Linked DNA regions of Homo sapiens: region 1 is linked to region 2. Evidence: read pairs that join two places in POLR2A ChIA-PET (ENCODE). Cell type or tissue: A673. All regions are shown on one strand. Each heading gives the region's core, and the rest is flanking DNA. Links, peaks and the distances in the headings are about the cores only.

Region 1 (5,372 bases), core at 65-5,064, 62 kb before region 2:
CCTGACCTCAGATGATCCACCCGCCTTGGCCTCCCAAAGTGCTGAGATTAGAGCCATGGGCCACCGTGCCCGGCCCCTGCAGTTCCCTTTCTGAAAACCCCATCACCCTAAGAATAAAGCCTGAAGCTCTGATTGATTTTAACACTCAGATCAGATATCCTCTCTGAAGCCCACTCTGCCTGCCCCACCCCTTCTTATGCCACCTTGTCCGTATCACACTGCACTGTATTTATTTCCATGCCTGCCTCCCTTGAAAGACTGAGTTCCTTGAAGACAGGATCCACACCTTTGTTATCTGAGTAGCCACAGTACCGGACACCTCGCCTCACCCAGAGTAAGCCATTAGTGTTGTTTGTTGACACTTTAGACAAGTCCCAGCCACCAGAAAATTCTCTCCCAATTTAAAATGCTGCCTCATTTTTTCACCTTTCAAATCCAGTCTAATCTTTGCTCCCCAAATCTCGGCAAGCTGGGCTGCTTCATTTTTGTCACCTCTCTTTGAACTCAGAAATCTGGGCCCCCTGGGCTGCCTTTGTTTCTTTTCTCCTTGGGCAACCTCTCTCTCTCATTCCCCACCTCTCTCATTCCCATTCCCTCAGGAGGGTTCAGATTTCTACCTCATTTGGCCACGAAATTTCCTTCACTAAGACTCTTGGCAGATTCAAGTACTAACCTTTAAAAAGTCCATAGGGACTTGCCCAGAACTGCAGTGACACCTCAAGACCACTTAGAAATAAAGCAGTAACACTTCCTACTGTTTACTACTGAAAAATCCCTGGAAGCCCCCACAGAATTCCCCAGTATGAAACATGACTCCCCACTGGAGAGTTCTGAAGACTTCTGGGTACAATGCTTGAACAAGGGTCACTTCACTTCCATCCTGCACTTGGGGGATTCCCTTCTGGGCTATGGTTATGCTGTAGTGGCTTGATAGTTTTGAGGCATCTCAAGTTTCAGTTTTTTCTCCTATAAAATGGAGTTGGTCAAATATTTCTAGGTAGTAAACTTCTTTTTTTTTTTTTTTTAAGACAGTTTCGCTCTTTTTGCCCAGGATGGAGTGCAATGGCGCAATCTCAGCTCACTGCAACCTCCGCCTCCCGGGTTCAAGCGATTCTCCTGCCTCAGCCTCCCAAGTAGGTGGGATTACAGGTGCCCGCCACCACACCCAGCTAATTTTTTGTATTTTTAGTAGAGATGGGGTTTCACTGTGTTAGCCAGGATGGTCTCGATCTCCTGACTTCGTGATCTGCCTGCCTCGGCCTCCCAAAGTGCTGGGATTACAGGCGTGAGCCACCGTGCCTGGCCCTGGTAGTGAACTTCTTAAATGCAGAGAACTGTCTTAATTTACCTTGGTAAGCCCCAATCCAGTACCTAGAGTACAGGGCCCAGGATGCATTCAATACAATGTATTTTTTTATGAATGGAGGCATGCCACTAGGTAGCACTGGTAAGAACTGTAAATGTTTGTTGCAGAATTCATGAATGAGCCATACTTACTGTCCAGGGCAGTGGTAATGGAAGATGATATATATCATGTATAAAAAGCACCCGAAATACCAATTAGACCAACTTAAGGGATTGTATTAAACATTGCCTAGGAGGGGTTGCACAAGGTTTGGAGTGCAACAAACCTGGGTTCAAACTCCAAGACTTATTGGCTGTGTGCCCTTAGGCAAGTTACTTCATCCCTCTGAGCTTCAGTTTCTTCATCTGTAAAATGGGTAATGGTACACACCTGATCAAGTTGTTGTGAGGATAGATTTAGCTGACAAATGTAAAAATGGTCAGTGCAGTGCACTAGTGCATATAAAAGTTACCATGTGGTGGTATAAAAAACCACTATTATTATTTTCATCTCATACATCAGATGTTTCAATGTAAACATGTGAACATCAACCAATTTTTTTTTTTTTTTTTTTTTTTTTTTGAGACGGAGTTTCACTCTTGTTGCCCAGGTTGGAGTGCAATGGCACGATCTCGACTCACTGCAACCTCCACCTCCCTGGTTCAAGTGATTCTCCTGCCTCAGCCTCCTGAGTAGCTGAGGTTACAGGCGCATGCCACCATGCCTGGCTAATTTTTGTATTTTTAGTAGAGACGGGGTTTCACTATGTTGGTCAGGTTAGTCTCGAACTCCTGACCTCGGGTGATTCACCCACCTTGGCCTCCCAAAGTGCTGAGATTACAGGGATGAGCCACTCTGCCCAGCCAAACATCAACCAATCTTTAAAATGATAGTTTCAGCTGGGTGCAGTGGCTCACACCTGTAATCCCAACACTTTGGGAGGACAAGGTGAGAGGGTTGCTTGGACTCAGGAATTCAAGACCAGCCTGCGCAATGTAGCAAGACCTTGGCTCTACTAAAAATTACTTTTAAAAATTATGGGAGGCTGAGGCGGGTAGATCACTTGAGCCCAGGAGTTCAAGACCAGCCTGGGAAACATAGCAAAACCCTGTCTCTACAAAGAATAAAAAAAAATTAGCCAGACATGGTGGTGTGCACCTGTGGTCCCAGCTACTGGGAAGGCTGAGGTGGGAGGATGGATGGAGTCCGGGAGGTGGAGGTTGCAGTGAGCCTAGATCTCACCACTGCACTCCAAGCCTGGGCGACTGAGAGAGACCCTGTGTCAAAAAAATAAATAAAATTATAGTTTCATTTTTTTCTCAAATGTCATTTATTAGAAAATACAATTCCCGAGAAAGGAGATACAAGGGATTCTGGGAAGTGGGAAGTAAACAGTACACAGATCTCTTTAAATCAGGAGCATATAGGTCATAATAAAATGAGCTACAGGCACAAAGCCAGTAACACATTTATGGTCCGTTCATCTGGAAAAGTTTCACCGCCCACTCCCCACTCCTCTTCCCCCTCCTGGAAGCAGCCAGCTTTATCCTTGGCATTTTAATTTTAGAGAAAATTTAAACTTCCATGCTGCCCTGTGGCTTCGGTCAATGGAGCTTCTTTCTCCAGTTATGGAATGAGTCAGCAAAACGGGGAGTTTCTGATCCTTGGAATTAGGGAGGGACAGTTTACAGAATGTCCTCATTTCACTCTTTTCCCAATCATGGGAAATATCCAGCCAATTCTGGTTTTAAAGATTCATATCAAATTCAAAGTCCCTCCCTCCTTTTGGCGAGGAAGACAACCCTTTGGAGCGAAACACAAAAGAGCAAATGTAAAATCCATCTGGGGCGGGGCATGGTGGCTCACGCCTGTAATCCCAGCACTTTGGGAGGCCAAGGCAGGCAGATCACGAGGTCAAGAGATCGAGACCATCCTGGCCAACATGGTGAAACCCCGTCTCTACTAAAAATACAAAAATTAGCTTGGCGTGGTGGCACATGCCTGTAATCCCAGCTACTCGGGAGGCTGAGGTAGGAGAATCGCTTGAACCCGGGAGGCAGATTTTGCAGTGAGTCGAGATCATGCCACTACACTCCAGCCTGGCGACAGGGCGAGACTCCGTCTCCAAAAAAAAAAAAAAAAATCCATCTGGTAGGGAATAAAGAATATGAAGAGATAAGGGAGTCAGTCTCAGTCTCTCCCTTCGGGCTCCTGAGCTTAGCTCCAGGGGAATAATCACCACTCCAATCCAGCCTCCTACTGACCAAAGAAAAATCATGGGGCAAAAAACAACAGTTTTGATGGAATCCCCCACCCCATGCCCCTTTCCTTCAGATAGGGCATCCCTTTGGCTCCAGACTAAATAGGTTTATGGCCCCACAGAATGAGGAAAAGTCTTATAAAAAGGGTGACAGAAATGGAGTTTGGGAGGGAAGCAGCACAGCAGAAAGAAGTGGGGAGTGATGGATGGGGAATGCTTTCCAGAGGCTACCTAGCAAGCAGTCAGTAGCATCTGCAGCCTAGGGACCTCTTCCCAGGGCCAAGATGCTCTTGGGTGAAACTACATCTAAGGACTGAGTCAGTATTTTGTCCCACCAGAGACAAATGAAGGGAGAGACCTATGGGGAAGCACCCCCAGCATATTCATAGAGACCAGCTGACCCCCAGAAGGGCCAGGAGAATGGAGGGGCAAGGGGTAGAAAATGGTATTCAGGGCAAGTCCTAATAAAGTAGGGAAGACAAGAGGAAAAGTCCCCCCAAAAGAGCATGGGTCCCTGAATACGGGTCCTTGGCAGAACCCCAATACGGAAGGCCCTTCCTTACACATGTAGGTATCACAGCGCTCTCCTTTGGAGGCAAAATCAGAAAGGCCCAGTGGCACAAGCCTCAGTCCAGCACAGGCAGCCCTCCCCAACCCTCCCCAACCTGTCCTTAGAGAGGGCTCTGGCCGAGGACCCACTGGGCCCCTCCCCAGATAGTTCCTATAGCTAGAAAACGAAACAACAACAACAATAACAAAAAAAAAAAACCTAGGGAAAAGTCCAATAAGAACCTTAATCATACAAAAAGTCCAAATAGTCTTCCTCTCTTGCCTTCTGGGGCATAGGTACGTCCCTTCTCGCAAGGCTTCCTGTCCCAGTTAGGACAACATCACTATTTCATTTTTTAAAAATAAAAATTAAGATATCCACCCACCCACCCCCAAAATGCTACTTCATACAGCCCACCCCACACACTCCCCAAACCAAGCATTGCTCCCTTGACACAAGGTAAACTTAAAACTTTGCTGCAACCTCACAGCCTCCAAGGGGCTGCTCATCACAACCAACCCAAGTTCAGTCTCCAGAGGAAGAGACAGCAGAGCATGTCTTACTCTCCCTGCCTCCTACCACAGAGGCCAGAATCACCTGGACCGAGCTGGAGGCCTGCCCAGGGCCCTGGCCCTTCACAAGGAGGAGTCTCACAGGGGAGAGTCCTCTCCCCCAGCTCCTGCCACCAGCCTGGGATGCTGGGTGGTGGCTCTGCTGGGCTCACAAGGTGCCATGACTTCGAGATCCCAGGGCGAACCAGCCGGTCTTCTCCTGAGCCAGGTCCAGCTCTCGCAGGCGGATGTTCACCTCACCGAGGAGGACGTTCTCCCAGAATCCCTGCTCACTCAGCACGCTCAGCTGGAGCTCCCGCTGCTGCAGGTCACCCTTGGGGATCCCATCATATACCAACTGCAAACATAGAGATGGGTGAGGGAAGTGGTGAGAGAAGGAACAAGAAGAATCCAGAGGGAACCCGAGAGGGAGATGGTAAAGTCTGTTGGGGGCTGATCCAGCTGAGGCTAGCACTCACCCTGCAGAGTCCCAGGTAATACAGAAGGCACACAAGGTACACAGACTCCAAGGGAAGCATTAATGAACTCTGTTCTTTGCTCAGAGTTCAAGCAGGTGAGGGCTTTGTATTGGGGCCACTGCTCATTTTCAGCACAGGACCAGCAGGCTTCTCCTTCCCACAGGATAGGGCCAGACCCCAGCCATGA
Region 2 (5,372 bases), core at 144-5,143:
AGGGGTGTGAGAGGTCAAGGTGTTAGTCCCTCCCAGGGCCATTTGCATTAAAAAGCAGAATCTAAGGAGGGGAGCACCCAACCCAACAGGCCCTGGAAATGGTAAGACTTCTATTTTCCCAGGGAGGAATGAGCCATGAAAAGACGGGGGGGGGGGGGGGGGTGCTCTCTAATGTTAGGCCCCATAGCTCCATGGCCTCCCCCTGGTCTCTGCTCCTGAGTGTAGGAACCTCTTGCCCCTCTAGAGTACAGTCCCCACAATGCTGCCCACTGGGCAGCCTGCCCCTTTAAGGCACTGACCCCTCCAAACCCTGGCCTTGGCTATTCTTAGCCCAGGTTGATCCAGGTGGCCACGGTCCTCTGCCTACAGCCATGCAGTTCCCAAGCTGGGAGCCTCCATTCTTCCTGGTAGCAGGCCAGAAGGATATCCTGCTCCAGGGTCAGTCAAGGACACTGAACCCAGCCGGAAGACCAAGGATTCTACTTTAGCCAGGTCAAAGGAGAAACCCTACTCAGGATGCAACGCCTTAAGAGAGAACTGAAGGCTGGGTGCAGTGGCTCATGCCTGTAATCCCAGCACTTTGGGAGGCCGAGGTGGGCAGACTGAGGTCAGGAGTTCGAGACCAGCCTGGGCAACATGGTGAAACCCCGTCTCCACCAAAAATACAAAAATTAGCTGGTGTGGTGGTGGGTGCCTGTAACACCAGCTACTTGGGAGGCTGAGGCAGAAGAATCTCTTGAACCCAGGAAGCAGAGGCTGCAGTGAGCCGAGATCGCGCCACTGCACTGCACTCTGTCTCAAAAAAAAAAAAGAACTGAGAAACAAGATATTCTCCAAGATGCCTGTGGTGTCCCAGAATCCTCAAACCACAGGAAGAATATCTCGATGGGGGGAATGGGAAGAAGGCAGTGGTCCTGATGGTGCCAGACCACAGGGGATCCCAGAAGGACTGCCCATGTCAGCCTGGTCACCCCTAGACATGTTGCAGCCGTAGGTTTCAGTTTCCCCTTAGCCCTGCTCACCTGCACGTACAGCGTGGTATGGACTCCCCATCCCTATTTCCATTTGCACCTGACTCTTAGGGCCCCAAAGCCATGGCTACCACTGGGGGTGCCTTTCTCTTCCTCCTGCTTTCTCTCTCTCCTGCTTCCATCCGAATTCAAGATCCTCAGAAAGGCCAGGCACAGTGGCTCACAACTGCAATCCCAGCATTTTGGGAGGCCAAAGCAGGACGATCGCTTGAGCCCAGAAGTTTGAGGCCAGCCTGGGAAACATAGACTCCATCTTTACAAAAAACACAAAAATTAGCTGGGTGTGGTGGCATGTACCTGTAGTCCCAGCTACTTGGGAGGCTGAAATAGGAGGCTCAACTGAGCCATGATTGAGACACTGCACTCCAGCCTGGGTGACAGAGAACCCTGACTCAAAAAAAAAAAAAAACGATCTTCAGAAGCCTTCCCTGGTTAAGCCTTCCAATATCTCCTCACTTTTATTCTCAGTGTCTCCTTAATACCCTGATACTCTGTTTCACACTGATAAAAATGGTGGCCCTGTCGCCTGGGGAACAAGAGCAACGCTTTTGCTTTGGATATTAACTGACCATTTTTGCATCTCTGTGCATGGAATGGTTATGGGTCATGAAGATTTTGAAAAAAGAAAGTGACTTTAGCGAGGGGGAGGGGTATAGAGCAAAGAATCATGTCAATTAGTTTTGATGTTGCTTTGTACATGCCCTGATGCCTTTCTCCGATCTCTTATCCCCCCAGTTTGCACAGGAAGGTCCCAAGAGAGACAGATGTCCTTAAGACAGAACCTAAGTCTACACTAAGCAAAGGGTGAACCACTGGCACAGTATAGCATGCTCACATTCCACCAGCCCCTTGCCCATGTGACCCTCGCCCAGTGTCTCCCAGGGTAGCAACAGTCAGAGGTCATTCTCAGCAGGGATTCACTGACTGCTTAAGCTGGATGAGCGACCAGGGTGTGACCGTGTAAGCATCCGGCACCAACAGTCCATAGGAACTGTGTCGAAACACCTTTCCCGTGTATGTGCCATTTCAAGGTCTGTGAAACTAGTACAGCCCACTGTAGCAACGGGAGTGAGGGTGTTACACTTTGTGCTGGTGAAAGGGAAAGAGAAGGAAGGCAGAGAAGTGGGGAGACAGGAGGGAAGACTACATGCATATGAGCATCACAGAAATAGAAGGAAGGAAATATACCTTTTTTTCCCCCCTCTGGTATTTTGTGCCAGGTATTGTCTTATTTAGTCCTCACAACAATCCTTAAATGTGGATGTTATCATCCTTCTTTTATGGAAGAGGAAAGTAGAAAACAGGAAAGGGATGCAATAATTGGCCCAAAGGTCACACAACTTGTAAATGATAAAATCAAGAGTTAAACTGAAATGTGTGTGAGCCCAAACTTCATGGTCTTTTTCCCATCCTGTTGTGGAAACCCAGGCACATCACATTTGATTAAGTGTTTAAGCTGATGGCCGGGCGCGGTGGCTCACTCAATTCCAGCACTTTGGGAGGCCAAGGTGGGCGGATCACGAGGTCATGAGATCGAGACCATCCTGGCCAACATAGTGAAAGCCCGTCCCTACTAAAAATACTAAAAATTAGCTGGGCATGGTGGCGCATGTCTGTGGTCCCAGCTATTTGGGAGGCTGAGGCAGGAGAATCGCTTGAAACTGGGAGGTGGAAGTTGCAGTAAGCCAAGATCGTGCCACTGCACTCCAGCCTGGGCGACAAAGCGAGACTCCGTCTCAAAAAAAAAAAAGTGTTTAAGCTGATGTTGGTGATTATTCTAGAACACCTCCATGCTCTCCACACCCCCATCCCAGAACATTTCACTCTCCCAGGCCACTCAAAAAAATAAACATAAAAATAAACAAACAAGCAAAGCAAACAAACACACCCCACAGTTTGGTAGACAAGAGAACCAATGAGCAAGGGGCACTGTGTGAAGTCATATAGCTGGTCAGTGATAGAGGTGAGACCAGAAGTGGGAGTCCAGGTCCTTAGACTCCCTCTCCAGTGCTCTTCCCAGGCTGAGCTATAACCAGTCTTCCAGTCTTTTTTTTTTTTTTTTTAATTTTAAGAGACAAGGTCTCACTCTGCCATCCAGGTTGGAGTGAAGTGGTGTGATCACGGATCACTGCAGCCTTGACCTCCCAGTCTCAAGCAATCCTCCCACCCCGGTTTCACAAGTGGCTGGAATTACAGGGGTAAGCCACTGCACCCAGCTATCTCTCCCGTTCTTAGAATCCTTCAGGAAAGGAAATCCCCCAGCCTTCCTGTTCTAATCTCTCTTAAATTGGTCCATTCCTTTCCAAACCTCTGATGACTTTAAGTGAAATAACCTATATAAAGCATATATTGGGCACCAAAAAATTTGTTATTCCTTTCTTCTACCTGAATGATTATTCTTTTACCTGAAAAATTATTTTATTAGGCACCAAAAAAATTATTATTCCTTTTTCTCACCTGAATGATGAATGATTGAAACAGACCACTAACTAGTCTGTCTCCTTGCTGACCCCCTAAAGTATCTGCTCTCCACTGCCAGGATAATCTTCCTACAGGGCAGCTCTGATCATGTCATTCTTCCTTTTTTTTTTTTTTTGAGACAGGGTCTTGCTCTGTCGCCCAGACTGCAGTGCAGTGGCAGGATCTTGGCTCACTGCAACTTCCACCTCCCAGGCCCAAGCGATCTTCTCCCATCCTAGCCTCCTGAGAAGCTGGGACTACAGACGTGGTCGCCACCACAACTGGCTAATTTTTTGTCTTTTTGGTAGAGATGGGGTTTCACCACGTTGCCTAGGCTGATTGCAAACTCAAGCGATCTGCCTGCCCCGGCCTCCCAAAGTGCTAGGATTACAGCCGTGAGCCACTGCACCCTTTTATTCATGGGGGATGTGCGATGGCTGTAATATAAGAGCAGTGCCTGCACATCCCCCATGAATAAAAGTGACTTTGCTCTTTTGAATATTTTTATAATTTGTAATGTGCTCTACTGCATTTATGTGCATTCTGCTTTGGATTATCCCTACTAGTGACTAGAATAAAAATAATAGCTTTTATTTGTATAGGTATTTATAGCTACAAAGCACTTTTATAGACATTAGCCCACTAATCTTAAGAATAATGCTGGCCATGGTGGCTCACGCCTGTAATCCCAGCACTTTGGGAGGTCGAGGCGGGCGGATCACCAGAGGTCGGGAATTCCAGATCAGCCTGGCTAACATGGTGAAACCCTGTCTCTACTAAATATATAAAGTTAGCTGGGCATGGTGATGCGCGCCAGTAATCCCAGCTACTCAGGAGGCTGAGGCAGGAGAATCACTTGAACCCGGGAGGTGGAGGTTGCAGTGAGCTGGGATAGTGCCACTGCACTCCAGCCTGGGTGACAGAGTGAGACTCAGTCTCAAAAAAAAAAAAAAAAAGAAAACAAAACACAACAAAAAAAAAACGAATAAAGATGGCTGGGCACGGTGGCTCATGCCTGTAATTCCAGCATTTTGGGAGGCTGAGGCAGATGGATCACCTGAGGTAGGGAGTTCAAGACTGGCCTGGCCAACATGGTGAAACCTCATCTCTACAAAAATACAAAAAGTAGCCGGGCATGAAGGCAGGTGCCTGTAATCCCAGCTACTTGGGAGGCAGAGGTGGGAGAATCGCCTGATCCTGGAGGACAGAGGTTGCAATGACCCGAGATTGCGCCATTGCACTCCAGCCTGGACGACTGAGGGAGATTCCATCTCAAAAAAAGATTACCTCTTATTTATTTATTAACACAGTTACCAACACAACTTTTAAGTAACATCCTTCATTTTTTGTTTGGTTTTTTGTTTGTTTTTGAGATGGAGTCTCGCTCTGCTGCCCAGGCTGGAGTTCAGTGGCACAATCTCCGCTCACTGCAATCTCCACCTCCTGGATTCAAGCAATTATCCTGCCTCAGCCTCCAGAGTAGCTGGGATTACAGGCACATGCCACCAGGCCCAGTTAATCTTTGTATTTTCAGTAGAGACAGGGTTTCATTATGTTAGCCAGGCTGGTCTTGAACTCCTGACCTCAGGTGATTCACCCTTCTCAGCCTCCCAAAGTGCTGGTACAGGCGTGAGCCACTGCGCCCAGCCTCTATGTTTGTTTTTTAAAGAGACAGGGTTTCACTCTGTTGCCCAGGCTGGAGTGCAGTGGTGCAATCATAGCTTACTGTAACCTCAAACTCCCCAGGTCAAGTGATCCTCCCACCTCAGCCTCTCAAGTAGCTAGGACTACAGGTGCACACCACCATGTCTGGCTAATTTTTAAATTTTTGTATAGATAAATCTCGTTCCATTGCTCAAGATGAACATTCTTACTTTTATC

Evidence for each region. ChIA-PET counts read pairs that join two places held together with the same protein. Peaks named below come from ENCODE experiments on the same cell type or tissue, not always from the same donor. Only the 100,000 strongest peaks of a DNase experiment are listed, where the experiment ranks them.
Region 1: POLR2A ChIA-PET joins it to region 2 with 5 read pairs; 20 of 35 experiments call an interaction of 5 or more read pairs at or near these places.

What each region holds. Positions count from the first base shown.
Region 1 is chr1:204,419,977-204,425,348 of GRCh38, forward strand. It overlaps PIK3C2B (phosphatidylinositol-4-phosphate 3-kinase catalytic subunit type 2 beta), which reads right to left. Exons shown (of 33, transcript NM_001377334.1): 33 at 2,657-5,064. The coding sequence ends at 4,876. Among named protein-coding and RNA genes, the nearest start is that of PPP1R15B, 11 kb to the left of the region's middle. In A673, for the core only: no CTCF peak of the experiment used is centred there; no DNase peak of the experiment used is centred there; H3K27ac peaks cover 1,293 bases.
Region 2 is chr1:204,481,965-204,487,336 of GRCh38, forward strand. The region is part of intron 1 of PIK3C2B (phosphatidylinositol-4-phosphate 3-kinase catalytic subunit type 2 beta); the gene reads right to left. Among named protein-coding and RNA genes, the nearest start is that of PIK3C2B, 10 kb to the right of the region's middle. RefSeq lists an enhancer at 1-524. In A673, for the core only: no CTCF peak of the experiment used is centred there; no DNase peak of the experiment used is centred there.